7 separate regions of the Mus musculus genome follow, and all the other regions are linked to region 2. The links are chromatin loops, found by intact Hi-C in ENCODE. Cell type or tissue: heart. All regions are shown on one strand. Region 1 overlaps Ruvbl1 (RuvB-like protein 1). Region 2 overlaps Gm38708 (a long non-coding RNA gene). Region 3 overlaps Eefsec (eukaryotic elongation factor, selenocysteine-tRNA-specific). Region 4 overlaps Eefsec (eukaryotic elongation factor, selenocysteine-tRNA-specific). Region 5 has its middle 9.1 kb from the start of Gm46965. Region 6 has its middle 21 kb from the start of Dnajb8. Region 7 has its middle 20 kb from the start of Mir6376.

The links. A loop is a pair of places that touch in the nucleus more often than their neighbours do. Peaks named below come from ENCODE experiments on the same cell type or tissue, not always from the same donor. Only the 100,000 strongest peaks of a DNase experiment are listed, where the experiment ranks them.
Region 1: it touches region 2 in a loop (3-fold over the local background); 20 of 42 quality-filtered maps call a loop at or near these places.
Region 3: it touches region 2 in a loop (6-fold over the local background); 13 of 42 quality-filtered maps call a loop at or near these places.
Region 4: a loop joins it to region 2, with 5 times the contacts of the local background. A loop is called at or near these places in 14 of 42 quality-filtered maps.
Region 5: a loop joins it to region 2, with 5 times the contacts of the local background. A loop is called at or near these places in 29 of 42 quality-filtered maps.
Region 6: a loop joins it to region 2, with 7 times the contacts of the local background. A loop is called at or near these places in 12 of 42 quality-filtered maps.
Region 7: it touches region 2 in a loop (5-fold over the local background); 16 of 42 quality-filtered maps call a loop at or near these places.

Annotation. Positions count from the first base shown.
Region 1 is chr6:88,484,829-88,488,828 of GRCm38, reverse strand. It overlaps Ruvbl1 (RuvB-like protein 1), which reads right to left. Exons shown (of 11, transcript NM_019685.3): 8 at 2,918-3,116. Among named protein-coding and RNA genes, the nearest start is that of Gm46965, 4.8 kb to the left of the region's middle. In heart, a CTCF peak has its summit at 1,754 (motif pointing right); DNase peaks (open chromatin) are centred at 1,728 and 3,258.
Region 2 is chr6:88,188,255-88,192,254 of GRCm38, reverse strand. It overlaps Gm38708 (a long non-coding RNA gene), which reads left to right. Exons shown (of 4, transcript XR_001785312.2): 2 at 596-2,095. Among named protein-coding and RNA genes, the nearest start is that of Gm38708, 7.1 kb to the left of the region's middle. RefSeq lists enhancers at 242-473, 2,233-2,632. In heart, no CTCF peak of the experiment used is centred here; DNase peaks (open chromatin) are centred at 1,234, 1,744 and 2,494; H3K4me3 peaks cover 2,072 bases; H3K27me3 peaks cover 3,824 bases.
Region 3 is chr6:88,429,211-88,433,210 of GRCm38, reverse strand. All of the region lies in intron 1 of Eefsec (eukaryotic elongation factor, selenocysteine-tRNA-specific), which reads left to right. Among named protein-coding and RNA genes, the nearest start is that of Eefsec, 15 kb to the left of the region's middle. In heart, a CTCF peak has its summit at 1,800 (motif pointing right); a DNase peak (open chromatin) is centred at 1,800.
Region 4 is chr6:88,319,788-88,323,787 of GRCm38, reverse strand. All of the region lies in intron 4 of Eefsec (eukaryotic elongation factor, selenocysteine-tRNA-specific), which reads left to right. Among named protein-coding and RNA genes, the nearest start is that of Dnajb8, 100 kb to the right of the region's middle. In heart, a CTCF peak has its summit at 1,782 (motif pointing right); no DNase peak of the experiment used is centred here; H3K27ac peaks cover 316 bases.
Region 5 is chr6:88,498,735-88,502,734 of GRCm38, reverse strand. No RefSeq gene overlaps it. Among named protein-coding and RNA genes, the nearest start is that of Gm46965, 9.1 kb to the right of the region's middle. In heart, a CTCF peak has its summit at 2,347 (motif pointing right); DNase peaks (open chromatin) are centred at 274 and 2,374; H3K4me3 peaks cover 1,357 bases; H3K27ac peaks cover 2,068 bases; H3K27me3 peaks cover 398 bases.
Region 6 is chr6:88,240,798-88,244,797 of GRCm38, reverse strand. No RefSeq gene overlaps it. Among named protein-coding and RNA genes, the nearest start is that of Dnajb8, 21 kb to the right of the region's middle. In heart, a CTCF peak has its summit at 2,008; a DNase peak (open chromatin) is centred at 2,018; H3K27me3 peaks cover 3,395 bases.
Region 7 is chr6:88,122,511-88,126,510 of GRCm38, reverse strand. No RefSeq gene overlaps it. Among named protein-coding and RNA genes, the nearest start is that of Mir6376, 20 kb to the right of the region's middle. In heart, CTCF peaks have their summits at 2,386 and 2,760; a DNase peak (open chromatin) is centred at 2,410; H3K4me3 peaks cover 627 bases; H3K27ac peaks cover 552 bases; H3K27me3 peaks cover 1,528 bases.

The DNA of each region.
Region 1 (4,000 bases), 300 kb before region 2:
TTCTGTCAGAGGCTGTCGTATGCACTGTGAGATGCTGTGTGACACCCACAGCATTGAGTCATGAGAAATAAAACCGTCTACAGATATCACCAAATGTTCACAGGTAACAATGCACTTGATGGAGGATCAGTGCCTGCTACTCTCTGTAATCCATAATGACAGAGACAACTAAGAATGTGGTAAACACCTGGGCAATTTAATGGGCAGTTCCCTGACACGTGCCTGAGCCTGGCTGGCCCAGTAGACACAATGAGACATTTCTAAAGGGCAGCCGTATGCTTGGCTGCAATGCAACTTGGTAAGAAAAATGGTCATTCTGGGCTGAGGAGAGGCTCGCTAAGTAAAAGATCCTACTGCTCTTCCAGAGGACCCAAGTTAGGTTTCCAGCACCACTACCAGGGACTCACAACCTCCTGTAACTGTCCCAGGGGATCCAACATCCTCTGACCTCCATGGCACTTGTACACACATATGTGGTGCATACAAATGCATGCAAGGACAGTCATCTCAACAAATGGCTCTATGACAGCTGGACATCTATATCTATGTCTAGATGTAGAATCGGCCCTTCTTTGACCATGCTCAAAATTAATCCCAATTGACTTACAAACCCAGAGCCGAATTATAAATTCTTGGGAGAAAACAAAGGCATGTGCCTGTGGTCTCAGGTTAGACAGTGCTCCTTATGTAAGAACAAAGCACAAAGCAGGCAGACTGCACTTCAAAGTAGCCTGGAATTTGTTCCTGGGGGCAGGGGCTGAAGACCAAGGACTTATACATGCAAGGTAAGTGCTCCACTGAGCTGAACTCCTACCCTAAAGATTAAGAGTTTTGAATAAAAATTTTAAACTGTGTCAAAAGACTGCCAAAAAAATTGATTAAGACTACCCAAAGAATAGTAGAAAATACTCAAATACATTCATGTAATGTTCAAACATTATTGATGTACATAATAATTTACTACTCAAGAGTAAAGGCAAACAAGCAAAACAGAAACTGGGCACATCTGTAACCCCACAAGTTGAAAAGCAGGAAGATTAGACGTCTAAGGTCAACCTAGGGAGCCTAGTGTCCCCTGAGGCCAGCTCTGCACCATGCCATGCAACACTTTATACCTACTCACTGCCCAGCTGGGTTGAGGGCATCATGTGGGCTTTCCAGCAAGCTAAGTGGCAGCCCTTGCGGCTTGCAGTCTACCACCGGGAGACAGCCTCATCTGTCCTTGGGTGGCAGGGTGTCCTGACACCACTCCATAGGGGCTCATACAGACTTTAGAACCCTGACAAGGAGCAAGCCCTCAACATGTCAGATATAATGCTGATGGTGCAAGAGGTTGGCAGCTCCTCCAGGGAGAAGGCTATGACGACTTGTTACAGATTGTCACACTGTGTAGATATTCCTAAAGTTCTGACTTTTAGCATCCTAACCACACTAGTGTACTCTGGAGCTCAGTCTTCACCCAAATCCAAGCCACATGCCTACGTGGTGAGAGCCCAGGCCCTGCTTGCCCAAGTCAATGGGAGCAGCAGTGTGGTGGGTCTCCTGCGGATGATGTCAGCACGACGGAGCTGGTACTCAGCACCAACCCACTCTGTAGAGTTCATGCAGCTGGCTAGAGCTTGGTTCTCACAAGCAGGCTGGGATCAAGGGCTCCTTCCTCTTGAGAAAGCCCTGGCAACGGGGTCCAAGAGCTGCCAGCCTCTGTTGGCACCCGCTGGTTTCAGTTAGCTCTGTTGGCAGAGCTCCCAGCAGGGGGCACCATGTGTCCATACTGAGCCCAGATGAAGCTGTGCAAGAAAGCAAGTGTCCAGCAGAGCCACAGGTGCCAGGCTTCCGGAGCCAGGCCCACATGGAGTCTATAGACGCTGACTGGGGGCCCTGAGTCTCCCCAGCAGCCGGCCTGGACCTGGCACAGCAGCTTCCCCAAGACTACAGGACACACCTGTGATATGTTCCTATCCAGATGGCATCACGGGGTGCCAGAACACACAATGCCACCATCTACACTTGAACCATAAACATATCCCAACTAGAGTGCATAGGGGACACAACTGAGGGTGGCTGCTGTTGTAATGCACTACGCTCACAGCAAATACCAGACTACTTACTCCCCAGGGCCACCAGCACCCGGTGTGGACAATCTCAGTGTGTAGACTAAGTTTCTCCAGCAAGGGCCAGTGGCATTCTATATGGTCCACCATCATGGACAGGCAAGCCAGCAGTCTGGGTGGCTTCGGCTGTCCTGAATACTCGAGGGCCATAGGACCATAGTGTCTCCAGTGACCACTGTCAAGATCACACAGCCCCAGGGCACTGTCTCTTGGAACAGCTGTGGGCTTGAAAAGAAGCCCTTTACATCCCAGCACTGCAGAGACCAGCCCTGACTGTCCCACAGGACCACAGAAAACCTCTAGGGCACTAAAACCGCACATGAGAACCTGACATGGGCCTCAGACAAAAGCTGGTACATTCTCTGCAGCTCAGGCTCAGAGTACTTAGGAAAAAGTGAGTCTGGAAAACCCCTCCACCCCAGCATTGGGGCTGTATTAACACAGGAGAGACTGTACGAAGACCCACTCTCCAGGGCTCTACTGAACCTCTCAAGAAAGGTCTGGGGTGGGAAGAGTTACACCATTCAGTTCCCTCACCTGAAGTGAAGCTAGCAATACCTATCCCTCTGCAGGAGACAGGAAGTTAGCTAGCTCATGACATCCCACTAAAGACCAGCCCCTATGCGACCATTACTTCGCACACTCCATAGCCCAAAAGACCCCTGGGAAGACCTTCCTCATCAGAACAACCCAAGACACATCCTTGCTTCTTCCCCATCTGCCTCATGGCATGCAGGCATGCGAACCAAGGAGAACACTCGTTCAGAAGGAAGGTGGGAAGCCTTGGAGCAGGCGTGAGGCCCTACCTGATGACACAGTTGCCTCGGTTGGATGCAAAGATGACAATGGGGGCGATGGAGGACTCCAGGGCTCGGTGCAGGTAGGTAAAGCACTCGATATCCAGCATGTGGACCTCATCGACAAAAAGCACTCCAGGGACCAGCTCGGCCACACCCTGGTCAATGTATTTGTTCACCACTTTGTTGATCTCCCCTCGAAGTTTATCTAGATGTGGGATGGCAGGGTCAGCACCAGCAAATAGCTCCCGCTCTGAGCTCGGACTTCCACCCAAACCCACCCTACACCTGTTTCCCCAACTGTGAGGCCCCAGCAGGCCCTGGCCCCATTCCAGCTTCAGTTACATCATCTAAAACAGGAACAAACACACCTAAAGGCCACAGAACTGGCAGCTTTCCCTAAAGTTGTTTGGCTAACCCCAAGTGGGTTGTGCACAGGAAGGCCATGACCTCCTCACACGCCCCACCCTGCCTTATTGCTCATCCTCCCAACCCGATGTCCAGCTCCCACTAGAACTCAAGTCTAGCAGATTTGGGAGCCTGGGACGACAGGAGTTTTCATATGCAAATATTCCTATGTTGTGCTCTGTGAATGACCCTGTCTTATGGCCCTGTGTGACGTTGCCTTCAATCACACGCAGTCTCAGTCCTCTCCAAACAGGAAGATGGTTTCAGGCCTTACAAGATGTTATCCATAGTCAAATAGGCCACCACGAGTCACAGCCCAGTCTTAACCGCAGCAGTAGGGTCTGGTCATAAACAGAACTGTAAGATCTGCTGGAGTTGCTACCTCTTCTACCAAATCTACCAGTAAGAATTGCCTGAGAACAAAGAGCAAATTCAGGGCAAAAGACTACAGTGGTTGCTGCTGCATGCAGCACACACACCTGTGACCCCAGAACTAGGAAGGCTGAGGAGGAAATGCAGCATCTCTTAGTCAAGGTGATCCTAGACTAACCAGTGAAACCCTGTCTCATCAGCCACACAAAGCCAGGCAAAATCCAGACACAGCTGCTCTTGGGATCTGGAAGAACCGTCTCAGCTGCTCGTCCAGCTGAGACCTCCAAGATCACAGAGACTTCATGCTTCACA
Region 2 (4,000 bases):
ACTCGGGGCTAGCTTGTCTTAATGGCAGGTGTTGATGTCTAACTTGGAGCTGAAGGTAGATGGGGGCAAACATATGTCTGCGGAGCTATTGCTTTGGTTGACACTGATGGTTTTTTTTGGGGGGGAGCTTGATGGTTGTGGCCATGCTTGAGGGGTGGGCACCTCTGACCATCCTTCCATCCTGGATCTGTGTTTCTGTAGCCAGGGTTACTCTATGTCTGGAAGGGGAGGGGTGTGGAGACAGTATGTGTACCCTGCAGGCTCCCTAGCCAGCCGCACCTTCCCTAACCATCAGGGCAGGCAGCCAGGGGAGCCCCGGGGTGCCATTTACTCTGGCACTTTCTGTATGTCTGTGGGAGGGGGAGATGAGCTGATAAGCCTTATCTGCTATTACCAGGGCCATGCTGAATAACCGTTCTAATGAGGTGGCCTCGCTGGGACCACCAGCTCCCAGGCCCCCTTCCTATTGGGTAGGGATATGGTCAGCCAGACCTGGAGCACTGAGCCAATCCACTAGAGACCTGGTAGAGCCTGTGTCCCCAGAGACCCTTATTTATTTATTTATTTATTTATTTATTTATTTATTTATTTTTAGGTCTGCCTTGTTTCATAGAGGAAGGTCCTAGGAACTGCAGCTGAGACAATCAGTCCTCTCTTTTCCCTGGACTGGGCTGACTAGAGAGACAGGAGCCACTCAATCTGATCTTCTGAAGGCAGGCAGTATGAGGCCCAGAACTTGGGATGGAGTGAATTGGAGTCACAGTGACAGAAAGCTCTAGAGAAAAGGGGAGAAACAAGAAGCAGGGGGTCCTGGGAACAGATTTATTATTATTTTATTTTATTTTTTTAGTGTAGTCACGCAAAGGGGCAGAAGTGCTGGCAGGATGGGCCTAGGGACTGGGGTACTTAGGCTGAAATAAACAATTAGCAAGTGTCAGAATGAATCAGAGAGGTGGGCATAAAGGCGAAGAAAGTATCAGCCAGTGAGAGGCATGGACATAGGAAGAGATGCCGGACTGGAGAGGGACTAAAGAAAACAGATGAGTAAAGCAAGGAGCAAGGAGCAAGGAGCAAGGAGAGAAGGGCCCAGAGAGGCGTGGGCGGAGGGAAAGAAAGCAGGTCTGAGGGAAATGTAAGGACCAAAGATGTAGAGGCCTAGCTGGCCTGGCTGAAGGGAAGCTAGGTCCTTGGAGACCCGGCAAGGCATGAGCTAGGGCTGGGACCCCGGACAGGGCAAGGATCGCCTGGTGGTGGAGACGGGCAGGGGGGTCTGAGTGGGCCTGAGCCGCTGTCCCGGGTAATTTTTCATCTCGGCCGGCTAATCTTTGTTCCCGGCGAAGATAATGAATAGCCAATCGTTATCTGCCCGGCTCCCGGAGGCTGCCCGAGAATGGGGTTGTACAGGGCTGGGAATTGTTTCCAAAGTGCCGCGGAATAAATGGTGTTTCTTATCTCTGCCTTCCAGATTATCGCAGCCCTTTCAGAGCGCACACAACAAATGCGCCCGCCATCGAATGCAGCATTTACCACCACAGATCCGCGCGCCGATGGGCAGGCTGATAAAGTCCGCGGGGGGCTCGCCGGGGCGAGTGTGCGCCCCGGCTCTGCCTGGTGTGTTTGGAGGAACACGTGGGTATGGCAGCGCGTGGACCCTGAGCACGCAAGGATGTGAGTGTGCGAGTAAGTGTGCCTCGAGAAAGTTCACGTGTGCGAGACCCTGCGCACATGCATGGTGAGTGTTGTGGCGAGTGCCAGAGCAGAGGCCACCAAGAGGCTGGCGGGTAGGGTTGCTGCACGTGGCCTCGTGGGAAGCATGCGGCTAATGTGCGCCGAGTGCACGAGACAATTTACTTTGAGGGCCTACAAGTACCTAGCCTTGGAGGATGTTGTTTGAGGGTGCGGAACAGAGGGGTTCGAAGCCACTCCAAGTATGTGTAGCACTTTGCAGGCTGCACTCCACAAGGTGTCTTCCTAAAGCTGCTGGATGGAAGCGGTAGCTGACGTTTGTGCCGGGGACTCAGGCCTTTGGAACACGCACGGGTCTGTGGGACAGTGTGGACCCAGAACGACTAGGTGTGCAGAGAGATGCGCGAAGGTAAGGACCGGTTTTTTTTTTTTTTTTTTCGGGCCTTGATTGAGCCTGTGTTGTGCAGACTCTGGGTTGGACATTGGCTGTGAGGATGAGATGGCTGTACGCTCGGTCGGGGAGTGCTGGAGAGCGACACCGGGCAAGTGACTGTGGAGTTTGAGACAGCCCAGGGGTCCTGGTGCTGGCTCTGGGGCCCCTCGGCCAAGGCCTTGCAGCTGGGGCAACACAGCCCAGCCCGCCGCCCGAGGTCCCGGCCGTGAGTGACACGCGCCGCCACAAAGGCTGTATTTTTCCAGGCCCGCGCCCCGCCCGCGGGCGATGGTCCCCATGGCGACGCAGATAGCGCGCGGCCATTTTCCTATCTCCCCGGAGTCTATTATACAGCGGGATTAGCTCATCTCCAGGCAGGTCAAACCCAAAGTCACACAACCTGCGGCGTGAGCCCCGCCTCCGACCGCTCCTCCCCTGCAGCCGGAGCGGGCGACCCCCGCGGCTGGCTGGGCCGGTGCGCGGGTTCAGAGCGCCACCTGGCGGCTTCGCGTTCCCAGGCCCGCTGCGCGAGAGGCAGCAGGTGCCCTCCGACGCGTTGGCTTTGTGTGGTTGCTTGGGCGACTCCAAGGGAAAGGCTAGCACACAGTAGGTGCCCCACAACCATTTGCTGGAAGGATGGACCGGCAGGAAATTCGACAGGGGCTGACTGCCAAAGGCCACCGCGTGTTGGCAACAAAAACCCATTCCTATGACTGAAGAAAAGCCAATCTCCTTTGCAACCATGGTAGGGGCCTTGCTGACGCCCAGGCCAGGTTTCCGTCCTCCTTCCTCCAGGGACAGCGGCCCTGAGGCCTTGCGGTTCTTTGGAGTCTCTGGACAAGAACCCCCTCCCCTCCTGTCTGCTGGTCCCTCCACCCGAAGAAGTCTGCCTATGGCCAAATAGCATCCATTAGACGGTAGTTATTCTCTTCTCCCCTCCTCTACTCCCCTCCTCTGTCTGATGGTCAATTTTATCGTTTCTAGTGAATTCTCTAATAACATTTGCTTGTTCAGGGGTCTGTGATGTTTTGAACAACGGCAGGGCTGTGGAATTCTGACGACTAGTTGGGATTATCACAACATGGGGAAGGAGTGGCTGAGGACCTAAGGGGTCTGTAAGCCCCACGGGCCGGGTTACAAAGCCTTCCTTGCTTCACTGAACATAGGATAGTCACTGGCTGTGAGGTACAAGAGTTACCCAGCAGCCACACCCCAGGACCTGCCTACCTGATCTGAATGAGAGGGAGCTACATGGCCCCTCCCTTCTCTGCACCTGCGGAGGTGAATTCACCCCATCTTGCTCTCCTAGAGCTGGTCCTGGGTAGCAGTGGGACCTGTGGCCCGAGTGGTACTTGAACCACAGGAAACCTCATTATTTAGGTTAATTAGACAGAGCAGCCCCAGCCTTGGTGGTCCATTGCTGACTGTGGAGCTGGGACGGCATACTGCCAAAAGGAGTTTAGCAGGCTCCATTCTGGGGCTTGGGGCTTGGGAGTAGCTCTGGCCAGGAGTGCTGGGAGTTACCTTAAGTTCTAGCAGTTTCCTCAGCACTGTCCTGGAAGAGGAGCTGAGTGGGGGCTCCCCCATCCACAGACCTTCCCCTCCCACATGGTCATCCACAGACCAAGCCTCCTAGCTTGGCAGCTTTATACAAGTTGCTTTCCCACTCGGAGCCTCTGGTTCTGCCTCTGCACTTCTCCTTCCAGGATCCAGGATCGTGGACTGTGGGGCTTGTGTGTGAGCTTGCCTTTAAACAGCATTTTTGTAAGCCTGACTTGACAATTGGCAGCCAAAGTCTCCAGCTGGTACCACACCCAATGTCTGCCAGCACTAGATGCGGAGGATCTCATGTAAAGAATTTCGTTTCTTGCATCTCGTGAA
Region 3 (4,000 bases), 240 kb before region 2:
AAGAGTTTCATCATCATGTTATCAAGTTCATTTAGCAGTCCCTAAGAGATCTGCATGCAAGGAAGGCAGAAGTTACCCTAGCCTCCCAGACAGGTGGGAGGCAGGTATTAGGAAGTAACAAAACCATAAAGATTGTGAGTTATGGTCAGTACCAAGGACAGTACAGGACTGTTGGCTTTGGGGTATCTCCCTTACACCTTCCTGAGGCAGTAGGATTGAAAGTAAATTCTGGAAAAGTGTGGGGCCTGTGACTGGTGAGTTGGGGATGGATACTACATGTCAGAGGAGCAGCGCCTGCAGTGGCTCTGAGGAGGGCAGGTTGGGCTGGTCTGTAATGGGGAGAGGGGGTGGTAGGCAGTCATGGCTATCTTTGGACAGATATGCACACTTGGATTCTGTTAGCCCTGGTTTTGCTGGAGGACAAGCAATGGTATATTGTGATCCATGGACACAGAGAGACATTCACACTAGCCCTCTACAGGTGGTTGGCCATACCAGGTTTTCTTTACTGGCTTTTATGTGTCCTTAGTCCTGCCGGTTTCTGTTACCAGGCCTCAGATTCATGTGGGTGTTTCCTGCCCTTTTCTTAAAATTTTAATGTTTTTATTGTAGTATTGGAGAATCGAATCTCAGGCCTCCTGTGTACTGGGAACACTCTGTACTACTTTCCTGTAGTAGAGCAATGGGCTGAGGTGGAAATAGGGTTGGCAGGCAATTCTGGCATGGCAGTAGTTAGCCAGTTCCACTGTTCTGTAGTGTGACCAGTGGTACACTGGCACACTGGCATCTCAGGCTCCAGTTACAGGGTGGGAAGATAGCAGTCCTGAGTGGACAGTAGAGATGTCAAGTAAGGCATCCATCCAGTCACGGAGCTGGCCATACTTTGCTAGTCTCCTTGAGCATACTGCCCTTGATGTTCCCACCACCCCTCCTGCAGGATGTCCTGGGTGAAAGATAACACACAGGGTCAGGAAGGGACAGATTTTGCCTTTTCAGGAGAACTGAGGTTGCTATGGTTTGGTCTCCAAGCTGTGCCCGTGAGGTGGAAGAGTGGGTGCTGACGTTCTGATGATCTGTTGTTTGGAACAGAACTGCAAACTGACTTCAGAGAAGCTTGTTCCCCTGAGCTTGCTGCTGAGCAGGAGTTACTGGCTTTAAATTAGCACAGGTGTCTTCTGCCCTTTTCTTAAGTTCTTTGTGTTATTTTTGTTGCCGTATTGGGAATTGAACCTAGGATCTGGCAAACGCCCCGCCTCTGAGCCACATCCCTAGTTCCCTTTCCTTAAAACAGGGGAATAGTAACTGACTTCAGAGCTCTCTTGAGATTCCAGCTTGGTCTCCAGGAAGTGATTGTGTCTGCTTTGGGGGAGTCACTAGAGCAACTGTAACCTGAGGGATTCTTTTCTCCTCTGGAACCTAATGGGTTTCCTTCCCTTGTGCAGACTTCTTAAGTAAATGGAAGTGCTACTTACTTATTATTGCAAGTTCATCAATCATTTCTCAAAGTTTTTTAAAGTGCATAATAAAAGTTCCCATGATAACCAGCAGCTTTTTGAAGAGTGAGTGTTTTCTAGGAACCATGAGAATCTATTGCATTAGGTCTGATTTCTCCAGTTGGAGCTTCCTTCTTCTTATCTCAAAATCTGCCTCAGAAGGCAATCTGGGGATGCACAGCAAACACTCTGGTAACAGATGTGTGTCATCCTTTTCCTGACAAGTCCCTAGGCTGGGAGACCCAGCTCTACTCAGTACGCCGCCATCCACTAGGTGTGGGTAGACACACCCTGTGCTGATTAGAGCTGTTGGTGCACAAGAGGGCAGTGTTTGCTTGCAGTCTCAGACGGGCGATCATGTGCTGGTTCACAGGTCAGCAGAGTTAGAATGACCTCAGATGTAGTCAAGACAAAATAAACTGTAAGTCAAGGTTGTGATGAGTTCTCATATATGCCTTTAAATACACAACTCCTTCAAAACTTTGCTGCTTGTTAGCCTTCTTTTTCCTAAAAAGAAAAATATTGTTTCTTTCAATGTTTATTTTTAATTTTTTTTTAAATCAATGAAAATATGGTTGCAAGTCTTGTACAACACTAGCAGAGGTTACACAGTGTCACAGAAGCAAAACACCGGCTTCCTAATTAAAAACCAGATGGGCAGATTTTTGTTTGGAGCAAGAGGTCAAATGTATTTTCTCCCCTTTTCACATCAATGTAAAGCTTATCTGCCTTAACTTTTGAAGCGTTTGAAGGTGTGTACGTCAGCAGTCCGCCCTGTTTCTTTTATTCTGCCTTCCCCCGTAAGGTGGCTCCCTGCATTCTGTAAGGTGGCTCCCTGCATTCTGTAAGGTGGCTCCCTGCATTCTGTAAGGTGGCTCCCTGCATTCTGTAAGGTGGCTCCCTGCATTCTGTAAGGTGGCTCCCCTGCATCCTGGTGTCCCGGGATTGATTGACTATGCCTTTTTTTTTTTTAAATAATGATTTTCCCGTTTTCAGTTCTTCCATGGTACTCTTCTGCTGAAACCTTTGGACCAGCAGGACACATGCTGGAATGCAGTTCTTGCCCCCACCAGATTTCAGCTGCTACAGAACTGGGAGCCCCTTCCTGTCCTCAGTCACCTCCTGATCTCAGGTGTTTTTAGGATGTTGGTGTCACTCACTGATGAAATGCTACAGATGGCAGCAGCTTGAGGAAACAAAAGGAGGAAAGGCATAGGATGGCCATAGCTTGTCTTGGCATCCCCATGGGAACCACCTGGGCTTTTGAGCTGCCCGTGCACCCCAGGTGGAGGCAGTTGTCTTGCATAGGACGACTGTATCAGGAGCATGCTCTTAAAGCTCATGCACAGAGCCGAGGCTTGACCAGCTTGAGTGTCAGGAGTAGTGGGTGCTATAAGACAGGAGGATAGAGACAAGGATAGCATTTTTGACTGGAGACAAGCCAGGTCTTCCCATATTGCTCATTTACTTGATGCCTTGATCATCTCACAACAAAGCATAGTGAGACCCAGATGCAAAGGGCTGTCCACCACTTCAGTCCCCTGACAGCAATCAAGGAGACAGGCAGTTCCAGGCTGAGCCCTGTATAGAATCAGACGTCTTCTTCTAGTCTTATGTAATCCAAAGGGAGTATGTCTGTAAGAGTGGTGCCACATAAGTAGTTGAGGAGGGATATGACATCCCCTGTGGTCTTTAATTGATCTATGACTTCTAGTTTAAATGTGAATGTCACAGCACTGAGTGCAGTGTTAGTGGGTGGCCACTCACAGGTTTTTCTGTGACCCACATGACTTCTAGTTAGGTCTGAGTCTAAAAGAAAGGTTTTGCTGCATCAGGTTTGTAAAAGAGGCTCACCAAACATTTTTTTCTAGGAACAGAATTTTTGAAAAATGCTGGAGCCTTTCGTTTACAAAAGAAGCTCATTTGTCAGGGATGAGAAGTTGTTTTTGTGTGGCTCTGGGTGGCTTCGTCCTTTCACTTCCATAGTAGGGCTAGCAATTAGGAATGAGACCCATGTTCTAGGTGGTCACTTCCAGCTAGGCTGTGTGTTTGTTCCGTCTCTGTCAGCTCAGAGGGAGCAAAATGAGTGAGACCCCTGTAACAAGCAATATGTGGGTGCACCAGAGACACATGCTGACAGAGATAGAGTGTATCTCTGAGAGAATGGTCTGGGTGCTGTTCTGTCTGGAATGTAGATAGAGTCATTGTTCTGACGAGTTCCCTTATAGTAGAGTTCCCTCCGTAAGCATTGCTTGTGGTGAAATTTTGAGACAGTTTTCTGTTTGGGTCTTGAGGTCAGTCGACTTTCTTGTGTTTGTCCCACTCCATAAGCTTTGCATGTTGTGCCTTAAGCATTGCATTCTGTTAGGAGGGTAGGGAAGACAGGTCTGCTTCTAGATCTTCATAGGGAGCTAAGAGGTGTATAGACAGTGAATTATATCAAATTATGCACATGAAGCCCAAAGACCTTAAGTGGGAATGTTGGGCAAGCCATCCTGTGATCACAT
Region 4 (4,000 bases), 130 kb before region 2:
TTCCTTTCTCTTACTGCAGTGCTGACTGGTTATAGAACAAGATGTTAGTTTCTGGACTCATTTAACTTTTTCCTTGAAATAAGGAAAATTTCTACTTATTTTTTAAGTCAACAAGCACTATAGAAATTTACCAGGAATCTTTATAATATTATTTAGGATGATTTTTAATCTTTTGTTCTACTAATGTGCTGGGTTCTCTAGTAGTGCATAACAGAATAGATGCTGCTTAGTTACCTGTCATTCTTTTTAATATTTGGATTGTAATTTTGAATACTTTTAAGATATTTATGTTAGCATTCATAATTGAGATATATGGTTGACACTTCTGTCAAGTTATGGTGTCATATGAACAGAAGACTTCAGAGGAAGAGCTTGCCCACTTTCCTCTGTGTTTTGTCTGCTCCTTAGAGGAGGAAGGGAGCTTGTCTCTGCAAGCATCTGAACTCAGTATTGGAGGGAAGGGTGGTACTCTGGTCTTTTTTATTTCAGTCCCTCCTATCAGTTTGGTAACATGTTTTCCTGAAAAATGGCCTGTTGTCTATTTTGTTTTATTTTGGTCTTTTTGAGACAGGATTTCTCTATTATCAAGTTGGAACTCCCTGTGTAGACTAGACTGATCTACCTCTGCCTCCTGAGTGCTGGACTAGAGGTGTGTGCCCACCACTGCCCTGCTTCTGTTGTCTGTTTTTAAATGTGTTTGTATTATGTAGCCCTGGATGCCCTGGAATTCACTATGTAGCCAAGATGGCCTCAAAAATCACAAAGATATGCCTGCCTCTACTTCACAAGTGCTTGGATTATATGTAACAACGCCTGGCATTCATCTGCCGCTTTTCCTTTTAAATTTTGTTTATGCAGTGTTGGCTTTAACAATTCCCTTTTGTACACGATGCCAAGCCTACCATTATTTGTATTCTGACTGAATATGCCACCATGCCTCCACTTCACTCTGCCTCCCTGGGCTTCATGTCCCTTTCTTACCCTGGGAGGGTCTCACAACCTCTCCTCAGAGATCCATCAGCACCACCTTAGGTGCTCTCCACTGAGAACTGCTACTTCCCAGATGCCCCTGGGGTCCTTTACCTGTGCAACTGGTTAAGGAGGAGTTTCTCATCTCAGGTTCTAGGCTCTTTCTCTCGGGTCTTTAAGGAATTCTTTGTCTATACAGTTTTTAAAGTCCCCCCACACTTTTCCCAAGTGTTCCTGTCTGTAAGATGGGTAGTTTTAAAGCCTTTGGAGTCGCCAGGACTTGCGCTCCCTATTTCATGTTTTCTCACCTGCTTTGGATAACACCGGCCTTTTAGTTAATTCTTACTCTCTGACAGGCAATGAAACTAAGGCTCAGGATGGCGACTCTCCCAAGGTAACACAGTTGAAGCAGTGATTTGCTAAGCTATGATTCACACTTACCTCAGGGGTCCCTAATTCCCAAGTCTTTATTTGTTGTTTCTGTTAGCAGCAGCCATAGCACTGTGGGTGGATTCCAGGTCACCCTGTATTTCTGGCTTTTGAGGTGAACTATGGCACATAATGTAACCTGGTAACTAGACTTATTTTGTGCTTAATTGGAAGCAGACTGCAGTGGGCTCAAAGGTCAAGCAAACAGCCTTCTGGCCAGTACCTTGCAACCCTCCCAGGCTCCTCGAGTGGGGGCGGATCTGCTGCCTGGAATGTAGCTTGGCCACATGCAGGCGTCTCCTGTGCTGCCCTCCAAGCTTTACCTCAGCTCTAGAGCACTCCGGACAGTGTTTCTAGCCTCAGTTCTGTGTCGCGTTCAGAGACAGTAGATGGAGCCAGAGACTTGGAGAAAAATGAAATCCAGTCCAGAGTCCCTTACTCTTGGGGCCAAGACAGTGTGCTGCAGGTAAAGAAAAGGCGTGGCTCCCTGGGGCTGAGGAGTGGCCAAGGCTTTTTCTTGGCTTCTTCTCTGTGGTCATATATTAAGGTTTATATGAGAAGGAAGGACTCAGGGCTTAGTCGAAGGAAGTTCATTGAAAGTCAGGCCTGGTTCCCACAGGCTACATGGCTGCTTTATTGGCCGTGCCCTGGGTTTTCGTTCGTAACAGAGAGTCTTCTTTCTGTTACGTTACCCCCACACCAGCGACTAGAAACCCGCCCTGAGACATGGCTGAGTTTCATGTGCAGTTAGGACAGGCAGGAAGTATGCTGTATCTGCGCCACAGAGGATCTAATAGGAAGGGTCAGGCTGAGAAGAGTCCCCACTCTGTAAGTGCAGCCATGGCAGCTTGGCTGAAAACCTGGCCTTGCACATCACCCTGGGTCTCCTCTAACGAACAGAGCTGCACTGACAGCAGCTGGCCTTGCCCTGTTGACGGGACCATGCTTCTCTCCTACCTACCCCTGGACTGGTTAGTGCGGCAGACATGTACCCAGTGACCCTGTGTGACTCCCACTGTAGGAGTGCATGACACACCATGCTATTCAAACTCACTGGCTCTGTGGCAGATTAAACTGTTGTCTGGGGTTAGATGGAGCAAGTAGCTTAATTCCTTAACTGTTTGTGGCACACGCTGCCTGCATAGGCTCTGTAGGTAGCTAGGAAAGCAGAGAGGCCTAGCTTTTGTTTTGTTCTTCTGAGCTCCCTTGGCCTGTCAGTGGTTATGGATGGGCCATTCTGACAGATGTCAGCTGGGGGCTTGTGCCCAGGAGCTCAAGAACAGTCTGCCTTTACCTGGGAACCAGGCTATGCAGCATTTGGGTTTTTTCTTTCTATCACTTTCTCACAAGTACTCACCAAGGACTGAACCAGGTCTGGTCATGGGAGATTGTATAACAGCTTTTCACTTATTGTTGGGATTGTCTTAGTCCAAGGTTTGCAGAGAACCGGAATTCCAGGTGGTAGCCATCACAAGTAGAGAGAGGTAAGGTTGACAGAGTGGGCCTAGTATCACATGGTGGGGCTTAGCAGCTAATCAGGGAACAGGGCAAGAAGAAAGGGATGGAGATCCTGGCTGGGAACTACAAGTAAAGAGATGGGAAAGCCCAGCAGCAGCATTAAAGGGCAAGGGTCAACATACAGGATGCGGAAAGGAAGGAGGGCCCTTAGCGATCATCTGTCTGGGTCCATGCAGATAACCTCCATACCCACTATGTAGCAAAAGGAGAAACTGAGGTTCATAGAGGATATGTGCATGGGTTATATAACCAGTGAGTGGCTGTAGATGGATTTATAAAAAGCTGCCAGTAGCTATTGGTTCCAGCCAGAAGTTATTGTGACTCTCCAGCCGTAAGGTTCAAATGGATGCTCAGGTTTTAAGAGACCTAAAGTAGAGTTAGAAAAAAACACAAGTGGCCAGTTGCAAGGAGATAAGACCCATCAGGACCAACAGAGAGCTTTGCTTCCAGCCAGAGAAGTATCTGCTCCTCTCAGGCTTTTCTCAGGACAGCCTGGCAGCTGCCCTGGGCCTCATCCTGTCTGACTTCCCTACCTGGCCTAGCCTGACTTGCTGAGATGCCACCTCCACATTCTGGGGTTCTACTCATGTGCCATCCTTTTCAGGTTTTTACACCATCCATCCATTTAAAGTCAACATACTTGAGAAAGGAAGTAGAAAACAACAGAGGATTGGTTGTTTTCTAGTCACACACACCCTGTGCAGTTTAATGAAGTCATAACAGAACAGAAGGAGGGGCCTGTCTGCTCTGCAGTTCTCAGGAAGAAAAGCAGGTGCCACCATTATCTCCATGCCTCTGGCCACTGTGCTTGAGAGCCTAGGAAGCAGAGCCATGAGTAACCCATAACCTTGGACTTGGTGTGCTGAGCCTGTAAGCAGGATGACAAAATTAGAGCTCACCTCAGTGTCTCTAATCTGAGCTGGGGAAGACACTGGTTCTCCTACTTTTCTCCGTCCTGCCATAAGCAGGGGCTGTGTCTGTTAAGCTGAAAAGTATCTGTTCCTGGCCAAGGAAGACTTCAGCTCCCCAGCCCCTGGGGTAGTGAGTGACAGGGCTGCCACTTGCAGCCTTGGCCCTGGACTCT
Region 5 (4,000 bases), 310 kb before region 2:
GCCTGTGAGCTTGACAGGTGGTAATGCCAGTAAAAAAGTAGATGAGATCCACATCTTCATACCTGTGAAGTTTTCTTCGTTAGGTTGAGATAGGAAAACCCGCTCTAAATATGGGCTTCATTATCTCACTGGCTGGGTCCTGGACTGATAAAAGAGAAAGCTAGAATATCAGGGGCGGCCATATGACGATGCAGCTTGACCGACGGCTTCCAACTCGGCTGCCTTGACTTCCTGCCACCACGGACTGAGCCAGAATAAACTCTTAAGCTGCAATGAGACAAATAGTTGATAAGCCAGGTTCCCATGCTCCCTGTAACCCTGTTCCTATATGCTGCTCTCCTTCCCACTGCCTCCCTGCATCCCAGCCTGCCCTAGCTGGATTGGACGACAGCTTCAGGAAAGTAGGGAAGACCAAGGAGTTTAATCTCTGTTCCATGGGTGGATCAGACCCTGGGGAAGAGTGCTGCAAAAACCCAGCCTGGACTTAGGTGTGCCAGTCCCTGATCTGGACTGCTACAGGCGTGCCTTAGCTGGCAGTACCCGCACCCTTCTTGCTGAAACCTGAGATAAGTTCATCTGGTATTGCATTGTACCAGCAAATAGCTTTGTGGGAATGGAAGCAGAATCCACCTTGGGAGTTTATACCCCCAATAAATTTCCACAGTGTTTACCAAGCCCATCACCTGTATTCCCCTCCTGTACATCCTTCAAAGCCCACCTCAGGGAGATTTAAAAACACCCACAACCCATCAGAGGGGTGACAGTTTTGGGCCAGCCCCGGCTACTGTCACTATAGTGGAGAGTATGGGTGTGGACTACATCAGAAAAGTCCCTAAGATACATTGGAGGGAAATACCAAAAGCAATTGTGTCCATTACTGTTCGTGTTCAGAGTAGGCAAGGAGGAGCCTGGTGTGGTGATGTACACTGTTAATCCCGCTGCTCCAGATGGAGAGGCAGGCTGGTCTTAGTTCCAGGTCAGCCCAGACTACACTACACAGTGAGAACCTGTATTCCCCTCCCCCTTATATGTGCATACACACACACAAACAGATTGAGACAGAGCATGACAGACACCGGATGGGGGGCAGTGGGCAAGGACATGACAATGCATTTGGAAAGCTCTAGCAATCCCTTTGGAACTAAATGTTCATGTCCTCTCCTAGTCTTACATGCATGGGAAATGGGAGAGCCCAAGCAAACATGAGCAGTCATGAATAAGTAGATGGTGGATAGCCATACACTGTTCTGAACGAAGTGGGCCAGAAGCAGCTGTTGTCCGAGACTGCCTCCAAGACAAACTGCCTCCATCTTCAGTTGGGCTGGACCCACTTGCCCAGGATCTTCACGGGTGGGATTGTTGACTGGTGACCTTCCTTCTTTCAAGGGGAGGCCAGAGAATGTCATAGGCCCCCTCCCCTGGGTACTCAGCCAACCGACCCAATAAGTTGAATGTCATCCTGCCCTAATTCTACTGACTTGGCATCGGGGCCTCCAAGAGGGGCTAGAAAACAGGTGGGAAGGTATTAGGGAAGAGGCTCCATCTATACAGCCATGAGGAGTCACCATCCCTGCCAGGTGCACATTTCCATTGTGGCTGCTTTAAGGTCACCCATACTCTACCCTTTGCTCTGTAAGACCAAGGAAGTCCCTGGTCTTTAGTGGACTTTAGTTTGTTGCTAGGGCCCAAGGAGGAAGTGAGTAGACGTTATTCCTTCTGCTCAAGGGGTTAGGAAGATTCTCTTTGTCAGCACTCACAGTGGCCTACTTGTGGCTTAGGGATTTTACTCTGTGAATATAAGCTTTAAAAGAGAATACAAGCAAACCAGAACTCTAAGCAAGGATATGCAGGCATTCCTACATCACTCAGGATGAGGGAACAGGGTCAGCCATTATGAAATGCAGAGGCTGAACCTGAGACTGACAGCACCTTCCTCCCCATCTCTAGTCTCCCCTTCCTCCTAATCTCTGCCATCTCTAGCTAGGAAATACACTGAGTGTAAAGTGGCTTGCACAGAGGGACCACGAAGTGGAACACACTATCATGCATACTCCTTTGATTCAGTCCAAATTCTGCACCCTGCTCAGAATTAACACAAAACTATCCACTCAAAACTTTATCCTGCCAAGGGTACACTATAAGCCCAGCACTAGGAAGGAAGAGGCAGGCAGAGGAACCTGTGTTCGAGGCCACCTGGTCTATATAGAGAGTTCAGGTCTACTTGATGATGATGATGATGACGCCAAGCTCAACAACAACAATAATAATAGTAATAATAATAAAGCCAAACTCCATGTGCCTACCCCAATTGTTTTCCCACAAGCATCCTCCACCCCCAGACTGCGTGTCTAGCCACACGGGGGCGCTGCGAGCCACGCCACTCGGGGGTCCGCGGGTATTTGCAAGGGTCTGGGCCGCACCTCCCGCCCGCGTCCCCATTAATCACGCGTGCTGACGGCGCCGACCCGCGCGCGGGCGGCGTGACGGCGCCGGTGACGGCGGGTGACGGAGCGGGCAATCGGCGGGCGCGCATCGGCCCATCTTATCGCGCCAGCCCAGCCTTCGCCCGTCGCACGCCGCCCATTGATCGCGCGGGCCGGGGCCGGGGGTCAGCGCGGACGCTCGGCCTGACAGCCACATCCATCGCGCTGACGGCCGCACGCGCGCTCGGCCCGGCCATTAATCACCGCATGGTGCCGAGTGACGGGGAGGGCGACAGGACCAGCGGGCGATTGCCAGCCCTGCCAGCCCGCGCCTTCCATTGCCGGGCCCTGCCGCAGGTCACCCGCATCCCCAGGTCACTTGCTTCTTGGGATGGGAGGACGGTGTGTACCTCTCAGGGTCCCATGGGAGAGCTGGCTTGTCTGGCTGATACTAGGTAATACCATTACTCCTTTCCAGGGGATAGCAGGACCTGTTTCTGCATGGAGCACAAACAGAACTGCATTCAAACGTGGAGGGCTAGACCTCAGCTTGCGCCTGTTTCACAAACTCTGACCTCTAGCAACAAGAGCCAGGAACTGGTCATTCTGATCTGAACCCTAGTCACATAGTGCCTGTGGCCTCAGAGAGTTTCACATCCCAGCTTGGCTGCTGCTCCTCACTCAAAGACAGGGCCTTTCAGACATGTGGCCAGCGACCCAATCAGGGCTGGCCCAGGGTCAGGGAGATGGATGGCTACAAGGTGTAAGTCCCGCCCTCTGCCTGCAATTCCATTTCTTAGCTACCATACTTAGGCATGTTGACCTACCACCTTCTGGTGTGAGAAAGCAAGCTGTCCCTTCTTAAACCCCGAGTATTCTCTGAGGCAGTCTAGGGTTGGCCAGGGTAAGGGCTAGGGTTGAAGGGGTAAGGTATCTGCAAAGCAGAGGCCAGGAAGTGCCTTGGCTTTGGGAGAAGGCACCGCACCTGGAATGAGCAGCCACCAAAGAGCTCAAGGAGAGGCTCCCAGGAGCCTGGCCCAGAGCTGGGATAGTGGCCACCTCCTGTGACCAGCCCCCATCCTGCCTGACTTTAATATTACAACAATTTTTCAAGCTGGAGCTGAACTAGTGGGAAAAATGGGGCTGCTGTAATTGTTGTTAGATTGTGTGTCAGCCTGATAAGATGTAACAAATACTTCCTCCCCACCAGGGTCTGCTCCCTGCCTGGCAATGGATGGAGAAACTTCTCATAGTCTACAAGGGATGGGCCATAAAAACTTCGCCTGTAAGATTAATGTAATAATCACAGGCCTTGCTGGGGAAAGGGAGGAAAATTAAAATAACCAAACCTGGCTACCTAGCCAGACCATCTCCCTCCCATCAGAGCACTGCTGTCCCCTCCCCTAGTACTGTCACACCCCAGAAGAGGGAGGAGCGGCAGGAGTGGGGGGCCGTGGTTAGAAAACACAAGGCCACAGTCCTAGTGCTCACTAAAAGCTCTGGAGAGCAGGTGCAAGGGACTGCAGGGATGGCAGGGACTGTCCTCAACCCAGCAGCACCTCCACCGCTTCTGTCCT
Region 6 (4,000 bases), 53 kb before region 2:
TGTGTGTGTGTGTGTGTGTGTGTGTGTGTGTGTGTGTCCACACCCAACAGTGTGCCATGGTATAGGTACATGGAGACAACTTACAGGTTATTTATTCTCTCCTTACAATGTAAGTCCCAGAGATCAAACTCAGGCTGTCCGACTTGGTAGCAAGCAACCCTACCCACTGAGCCATCTTGCTGGCCCTGAAAAGTATTATGGGAATGGTGTCTCAATAAAGCTTTGAAAAACAAAAACAAAAACAGAGCTGGAGTGTAGCTCACTGACCAGCAAGGTTCTGGGCTCCTTCCAGGCACTGGAGAAAATGAAATAAGAACCGGGCTTAGTGCACACCTGTGAGGCCTGTGCTGAGGAGGCTGAGAGAGGAGCAGCCCTGTGAGGTTGAAGGCAGTCTGGGCTACAGAATGAGGAGGCCTTGTTTCAAAGAAAAGAAATTAACATAGAACCTAACAATCTTAGTCTTAGGTATACACCCAAGAGAACTGAAAACATATCCACATACAAACTCACATGTGGCTATCATGGCAATGTTTTTCACAGCCAGCTCCGGAGGCCAGCCCCCATATATCCATTAACAGGCAGGTAGATTTATGAAATATAATCTATCCACATAATGGAATATAATTTAACCATAAAGGTGTGATGTAGAGAAATGACGTAGTAAAGTGCTCGCGGTGAAACCGTGAGTACCTAAGTTCTGATTCCATGTACCCAGGTAAACAGATGGGCAAGGCAGCGTGTACCTGTAACACCAGTGCTGGGGAGGGCAGAGACAGAAAGAGAAGGAGCCTTGGAACTTGCTGGCCATCCAGTCTAGTGAAGTAAGGGAGCCCCAGTTTCAGTGAGTCTCTCTCTCTCTCTCTCTCTCTCTCTCTCTCTCTCTCTCTCTCTCTCTCTCTGCATATATATATATATCTGTCCAGAGTGTATATATATATATATATATATATATATATATATCCAGAGCTGGCTGAGCTAGGGTGAGTTTGTGATACCCAGGCTTGGGGCTCAGGCTAGCAATGGCTGCAGGCAGGCAGAGGCAGTCTAAGCCTGTGCTGGGTGGCTACACCACAGTGCTGTACCCCACCCCCCACCCCACCCTGTACCACTTAGTTCTGGGCTCACACAGTCCTGGCACCTGAGGCTTTGCGGCACCCTGCTCCCAGAGATGAGGCCTTGGGCATCTACAATGAAATGCTGGTCTTGCAGTAAGGTTGTTTTGTGGTTATTTAAATCTGTATCATTCTTACTGAGAAAAATGGCACAGCTGTACAAAAACACAGAGCCCCACACCTGCCCTGGCCTGCTGCAGAGCCTCCCATACCTGCCCTGGCCTGCTGCAGAGCCCCACACACCTGCCCTGACCTGCTGCAGAGCCCCCCCACACACACCTGCCCTGGTCTGCTGCAGAGCCTCCCACCCCCCAACACACACACACCTGCACTGAGCTGCAGTTCTCCCAGATACATGGATACACATAGCTGGCCACAGAGGAACCCCTGGGCCTCCCTGACATTGGTGTCACCCCTGTGCCCACCACTCCACCCCTCCTATGGCAAGCCCCACCTCACCCCCATCTTCTTGGGGATGACTATGGATTTTGTTTGTCAGTCTTGGGCAGGGCAGAAGAAGCCACCGGATCCTGGCCCCAAGCTGTCTAATCCTCACAGCAACCCCGGACACGACAGAAACACTCAGAGACTCAACAAGGACAGAAGAAGAAGGAGAGAGCCAGGGCTCGGACCCCATAAGGCTCAGAGAAGTGCACCAGATTTGTGTGCTCCCTCCTCCCTTCTTCCCTCCTCGAGAATCCTTTTGTGTCCCTGTCCTGGTCACTGGCCCTCTTTGAGCACCTGTTGGCACAAGTCACTTTCTGTTGGGTAAGAGCTAGCGAGCTGAAGCACGGGAACTGTCTAAGCACATTGGTGACCGAGTCACAGCTCGCTGCTGGATTCGGTGGAGCACGGACAGCTGGCAGTCGGGTGGTGAGCGCCTGCACTGCCCTGCCCCTGGGCTCCGACAGAGGGCAGGCACGGCCCAGCCTCCGGATTGTTAAGCGGGACACGGAGGAGAGCTGAGCACAGGGCTGCGGGCCCAAGGATATCTCTGAGACTCTGGGTAAAGAACCAGGGACATGAGCCAGAGTGGGGGAGAACAGGAAGAACTCAAGGTACCAAGCTTCTGGCAGCAGCCCGGGACCTGCCGGGTCCCCATGGAATCACTAGTGCTAGGGCCCCATATAGCTGGACACAGAGGCCAGTAGAAAAAGAAGGTGCACAAATGCATGTGTGTGTGTGTGTGTGTGTGTGTGTGTGTGTGTGTGTGTATGTCCTGTGCTAAAATCCACTTTCTGTTTGTTTAAAATGTAGCTATTTACATTTTAAAATTCCACTCTGATTCATTCCTGGGCCTGAGTGACCCATCTCTGAGACCGTTTTCCTCCCATGGAATGGTCCCACCACAGCCAGCTGTTCGGAAGCAGAGGTATAACCTGCCCACAGCACACAGGAGCACACAGCATCAGCCCAGGCCAGGTGAGCAACACAAGGACACAGGTGACAAGGTGGGAAGCTGTCTGTCAGGAGTACACAAGGGAAGGCTGCAACAGAGGAGGAAACCTGCATTCACATGCAGCCCAAAAACACCCCCCACCCCCACGGTCCCATACCTGCGCACACTCCCCCACTAACACCTGAGCTCATGTCTCTGCACATGGTCCTGTATGCCCTGCATATATATGCCCATATATGTACCCCTGAGCTCATCCCTGCCATGCCCCGGCCTGCACCCCTGCAAATGTGCTAGCCTGCAAGGTGCAAGTCTGTGGCTACTGTCCCCAAAGAGGATTTAGGGAGTTTTTTTTTTACGCTGGCCAGCTGACTGGCCCAATCACCACCTGACGGTTTCCTGAGCCCCCAAAGCTTGAAAATTGGGGATTTGCTGAGGTTCACCTACCAGGAGCAAGAACTGAGTTTTGTACCCTGTGGAACCCTGTCCCTCAATGTGTGCTGCCTGCCACCAGCTCCCCTGTGGGGCCTGCCTCACCCTCGGCGCCCAGCGTTTGCGTAGGGCTCCCCAGGCCCGAGATCGCCTTACATGAGGCCGATGATAATCTCTGTTGAAATAATATTTAACACATGCTGCACTTTTAATTAACTATCTGAATAATCTCAAATTAATACCAGAGCTTTAAAATAAGTTTTCATTTTCACATTTGGTAACATAATAGCAGCCTGGCTGGCCCATTTCCCCCTCCTTTGATTTAATTAAAAGCCCTTTTGTGTGTCTCTTGTCACTTCAGAAAGGGACAAAGGCCCCCACCTCCCCCCACCTTACATGGGCAGCCTGGCTCCTGGCTCTGGGGTTCAGGTCTGAGGCTCTGGACAGTCTGACTGAAAGAGACACTTAGGTGAAATCCTTCCAGGCCCAGGCCAGCCCTGGAGTGCCACCGAGTGGGCCAGCATGCCAGCGCATCACACATGCTCACACGGGGTCCCAGGCATGAGCATGGACCAGGCACATTCTGCAACACAGCAGCCCTGGAGGCTACTGGCAGCCATTGCCCTGTATCCACAGTATGCACAGCCAGGCACACAGAGTGGAGAGAGCTCCCCTGGCAGCATCCTTTCAGAGACGTCACAATACATGCACGCACACATGTGAATGTGTGCTGGAACCCTCCTGGCTTGGTGGAACTGTCAGAGTCCAGGTCTGGGAGCACCACTGGGCATCTGTGAGATGCATGTGGGCACGTTTTGGAGGGTCTCTAGCCTGTTTTTCTATTTGGGTCTCCACCTCTCTCTCTCTCTCTCTCTCTCTCTCTCTCTCTCTCTCTCGTCTCTCGTCTCTCTCGAGCGCCTGCGTGCGCTTTCTGTTGCTCTTTCCATCCATTTGTCTGTCTCTGTCTACCTGGCCCCCATTTCCCAGGCTCCCTTGAACTGGGTTTGCTCCAAGCTGGTTCAGCTGTAACTGTCTGGAGACAGGGCTATCTATCCTCTTC
Region 7 (4,000 bases), 66 kb after region 2:
CATCCTTACCCCCTATATCCCATGAACACCCCTGCTAGAATCTCCTCCAGCCCCTGCCTCAGCCCTGCTCCCACCGTCACCGCCCTCTGAGCCACCTGCTCTATCTGGATGTTCTGGCTTCAGCCTACCCTGGTTCATCCAGCCTTCACATAGCGTCAACTTTTTAAAAGCATGGGCCAGATCCTGCTTAAGACTCCAGAGGGAGTTGCAGCCCGGAGACTGAAATGGTACTACAGTCTCTTCTTAGTGGCTTGCATAACCAAGATGGCCTCCGCTGTCTGAAAGCACCAACACTGAGGACGCCGTGGTCTTCATCCCTCACATCACAGGTGACCCCAGTCACCAGTCAAAGCTCTGATGTCACAATTACGGCTGGAGAAGTGTCTCCCAGGAGGAATCGGATGTCTCAGCATCAGCGTCCAGCTCCTCCTTCGTCCCCATTTTGTCCCCGCCCCACCTCTTTCTCCATACTTCTTATCACTAGGCACAACTGAAGTGGAATCCTAAGGGTTCTTTGAAGAGTAGAGTCACTTGTGTTGAATGGTGTTTTTCTGGGGCAAAGACATGAAGGAGTGTTTTCCTGAAGTAGACAAGGGTGAAAGACTAAGGCAGACTCGTGAAGGAATATTTCGCTGAAGCAGACATAGGAGAAAGGATGTTCTGCTAAAGCAAGCACGTGAAAGGGCATGTGATGAAGGATTCTTTGCTAAACACACACACATGCCACTTTTGCAGACTCGGGCTGACTAGCAGAGTGATGTCAGTTGAGACAGATGCACATGCTGAGGACACGTGAAGGACACATGATGTTTGGAGGATATAAACAGGACTCGACGAACAGAGACTGAGGCTGAGCTGGGCTTGCTCACACAGCTAGCTGTGCAATGCTTGTGGGGTTCACATCTTCACTGATCTTCGCTTCCCTGAGAGAGGGACAGCAGAGAACTTCTCCTGGCATTCCTCCTGCTCCCTTTTGCTGACTCAAGTCAGCTGAGGCCTGGTGTCTCTGCTAGGTAGGGCCACCACTGCTGATTTGTGTTTGCTATCCCGTCTCTACCAAGCTGAACTGCTGGTATATCCGTGCAGTGTTTGCAAGTGGACCAAGCTGCCACTGCTGACCTGTGAACCGAACTGCCGATTTCCGGACAACACAGACAGGAGTTGCTCCAAAGAACCTTACTAAACAGGTTCATTTCCCACGTATCCTTTCTTTCCCACTACCTTTGGTGGATGGTGGGCTACAAGGGAGGTTAAAGCATTTAAGAACCATAATTCAAAATAAGGCTTGAAATAATTAAAGTTACACACTATCCACAAGCAACCCGAGTTCCCTAGTGCAGCAGACCCTAGCTGTGCTGTGGTCAGTAGGAGTCGTGGAAAGCAGACCTAACCATGTCCGTCTCAGAGGGGGGGACATTTTGGAACCTCTCCAATTGTTCCAGGTTACAAGCATAGTGGCAGAGCAGGGCAGGGCGCACTTGGGGCATCAGAAGCCGGTGCATAATTTTTCCTCGGTTTCCATAACAAGAAACTGTAAGGCTGTCTCCCATCTACTTGATGGCTGCCCTGGCTTTTCCATGTCACTTCTCTTCTGGCAAACAAAGATGGCTGTTGCTACATTCTCTGCAGTGCCTCACGTGCTCAGGACAGTTCAGAGTAGGTGTGGACGAATGAATGTGGAAAGAATTTACCTTCGGGCTCTCAGGATGGCTGTGTAGCTTCAAGGGGCTGCTGGGCAGCCTTGTGCATGGGGAGCAGGGCATGCTGGGAAGCAGGTGGAGCATAAGGTGGGGGTGGGGAAGCCATGGCTTCCCTCTAGCACTGTGAGGTCCCAGGGAGGGAGAGTTAGGGGATCGGTCTGAGATGACTCATGAGAGATATAGCTTTACTTTCAGAAGGACTTGGGTTTGGATTCTCTCTTGCCCTTGAGTTCCTGTCAAAGTCACTGCACATACTTCTGGGGGCAGTGTGATGCTAGGAGCGGAAGCCAAGGTCTCACCCGTGCGTGCTTCGTGAGCTAACCTATGAGGCTATTACACTTTCTAGGCAGCACCACTGATCTGGATGCAGTTTGTCTTGGTCTCCACTGTTTAGCCTGTTAGAAGGCTCTCTGTCTCTTAGAGGGAAGGGCTGGGACTGATCTCAGAGCTTTCTAAGTCCCTTTGCCAAACAGGGGTTCCTGGTCCCCAAAAGGGGCTGTGGTTCTGCTTACTGGCCCTGCAGACTCTCAGAGCCAGCGAACAGAAGGAAGTGGAGTCAGGTAAAAGTCTCTTTGTAGAACCACACCCCTGACTACTGATCAGGGGCCTGAGGCTGGCCTGGACAGGGAACGCCAGGTCTGCAGCAGAGTCTTTTTCCTGAGCAGTGGCTGCCCCCATGAGGGCGAAGGTAGAAGCTGTGTGCAGAAAAGCTGATGGGAGAGGCGGTGCCATCAACTGAGCAAGAAAGGGGCGGTTTCTGGGCGGCAAGGAAGCCTGGAGTTCTAAGACCCATCAGGATGTGTGGCCCAGGGATTCCCGGGGAGATGAAGTAGGCGTAGCCAGGCTGCCTGTTTGAGGGTGGTCTATGGGGAATGTGGGAGGAGGCAGGGTCAGGACCCTCCAGAGAAACTCGGTGTAGGGAACGACCACCCAGGAATGGCAGAAATCAGGAAGACACTTGCAGACAGCAGGCTGCCAAGAAACATAAGCCTTGCAGGCTGTTGTCCCCAGGAAAAGGTAACCCTGCTCAGAACTTTTGACCTGTTCCCTGGAACAGGGACCTGAGCCGGGGCCCCAGGGTAGACAGCAGCACTACATGATGCTGCCACTAGGGGTCCTTCTTGAGCTGCTCCTGCTCCCAGCTGCCCATCCTGCACACGTGAAACTGTGCTTCTCCCAGCCTGAGCATGGAAAAGCTAGTGGCCAAAGTTGGGTCGCCCATCCTGCACAACGTGCTTCTCCCAGCTTGAGCCTGGAAAGGCTAGAGGCCAATGTTGGGTCGCCTGTGATCACCTCGCCACACTCTGGGAAACCATGAGCTTTAAAAATTCACAGTCCAGTCCCCTGGCCCATCTAAGTAGCAGGGTTGCCACTGAAACGTCTGTTCATGCCCTGACCTGACATGACCATAAGACTGACAGCACTTGATTCCCCTTTTCAAAAGCCACCACAGAGCTAAACAGACAACTGCGTAGGAGCACAGCGGTTTCTCTGATGTGACATCAATTTCACAAACATCACGCAATTGTCTAAGCAGAACTGTGGCTCTCTCTGTACTGTCCCCAGACCAAGAGAAGCTGTAAGATTGCAAATCAAAGACCTTTATCATGGGGCTGGGGTATATGTAACCAGAGCTCAGAAGTTTAAGGCCCTGGCATCGTGGCAAGGTCCCTAACTCCCCCCCCCCCAAAAAAAAGGTATTCAAAGTGACAATGAACTGGACACCCCCAACTTCAATTGAGCATCATAACTTAGTGGTACAGCACGCCACAGTGAACCACTCCTGATCAAAGGGCCAATGGACGTCATTCACTTTCCACTGTACAACATGGAGAGCAAAATCGAGGACCACTGCTCGTTCAGGAGAAAAACCCAAATTCATAACTCAAAGCATTTAATTTTTTTACTGGATGCATGTCATTTTAACATCCTAAGACAAACTATTGAAAGTCAGGGACAGCCTGAAATGACATCCTAGTCAGCAGTGGGCACATTAGCCTGCTTGGCGACAGCCATGTCAACTCCCCTGGCTGTTGGAAAACTTTTAGCTATTCAACACTGAAGAGCCAGTTAAATGTGGTTGTGGGAAGGCAGGAGCAGGGGCCACGAGTCCAGCTGCTATCTTCTCTGTGGTGGAAATCCTGCATTGATAACAGAATGGCTTAGAGCTAAGCATAATGTACACACAGACAGACAGACACACATAAATACTTGTGTGTGTGTGTGCACACGCGTGCACGTGTGTAAGTAGGTAATACTCTCACTGTGTGTGTGTGTGTGTCTGTGTGTGTAAGTAGGTA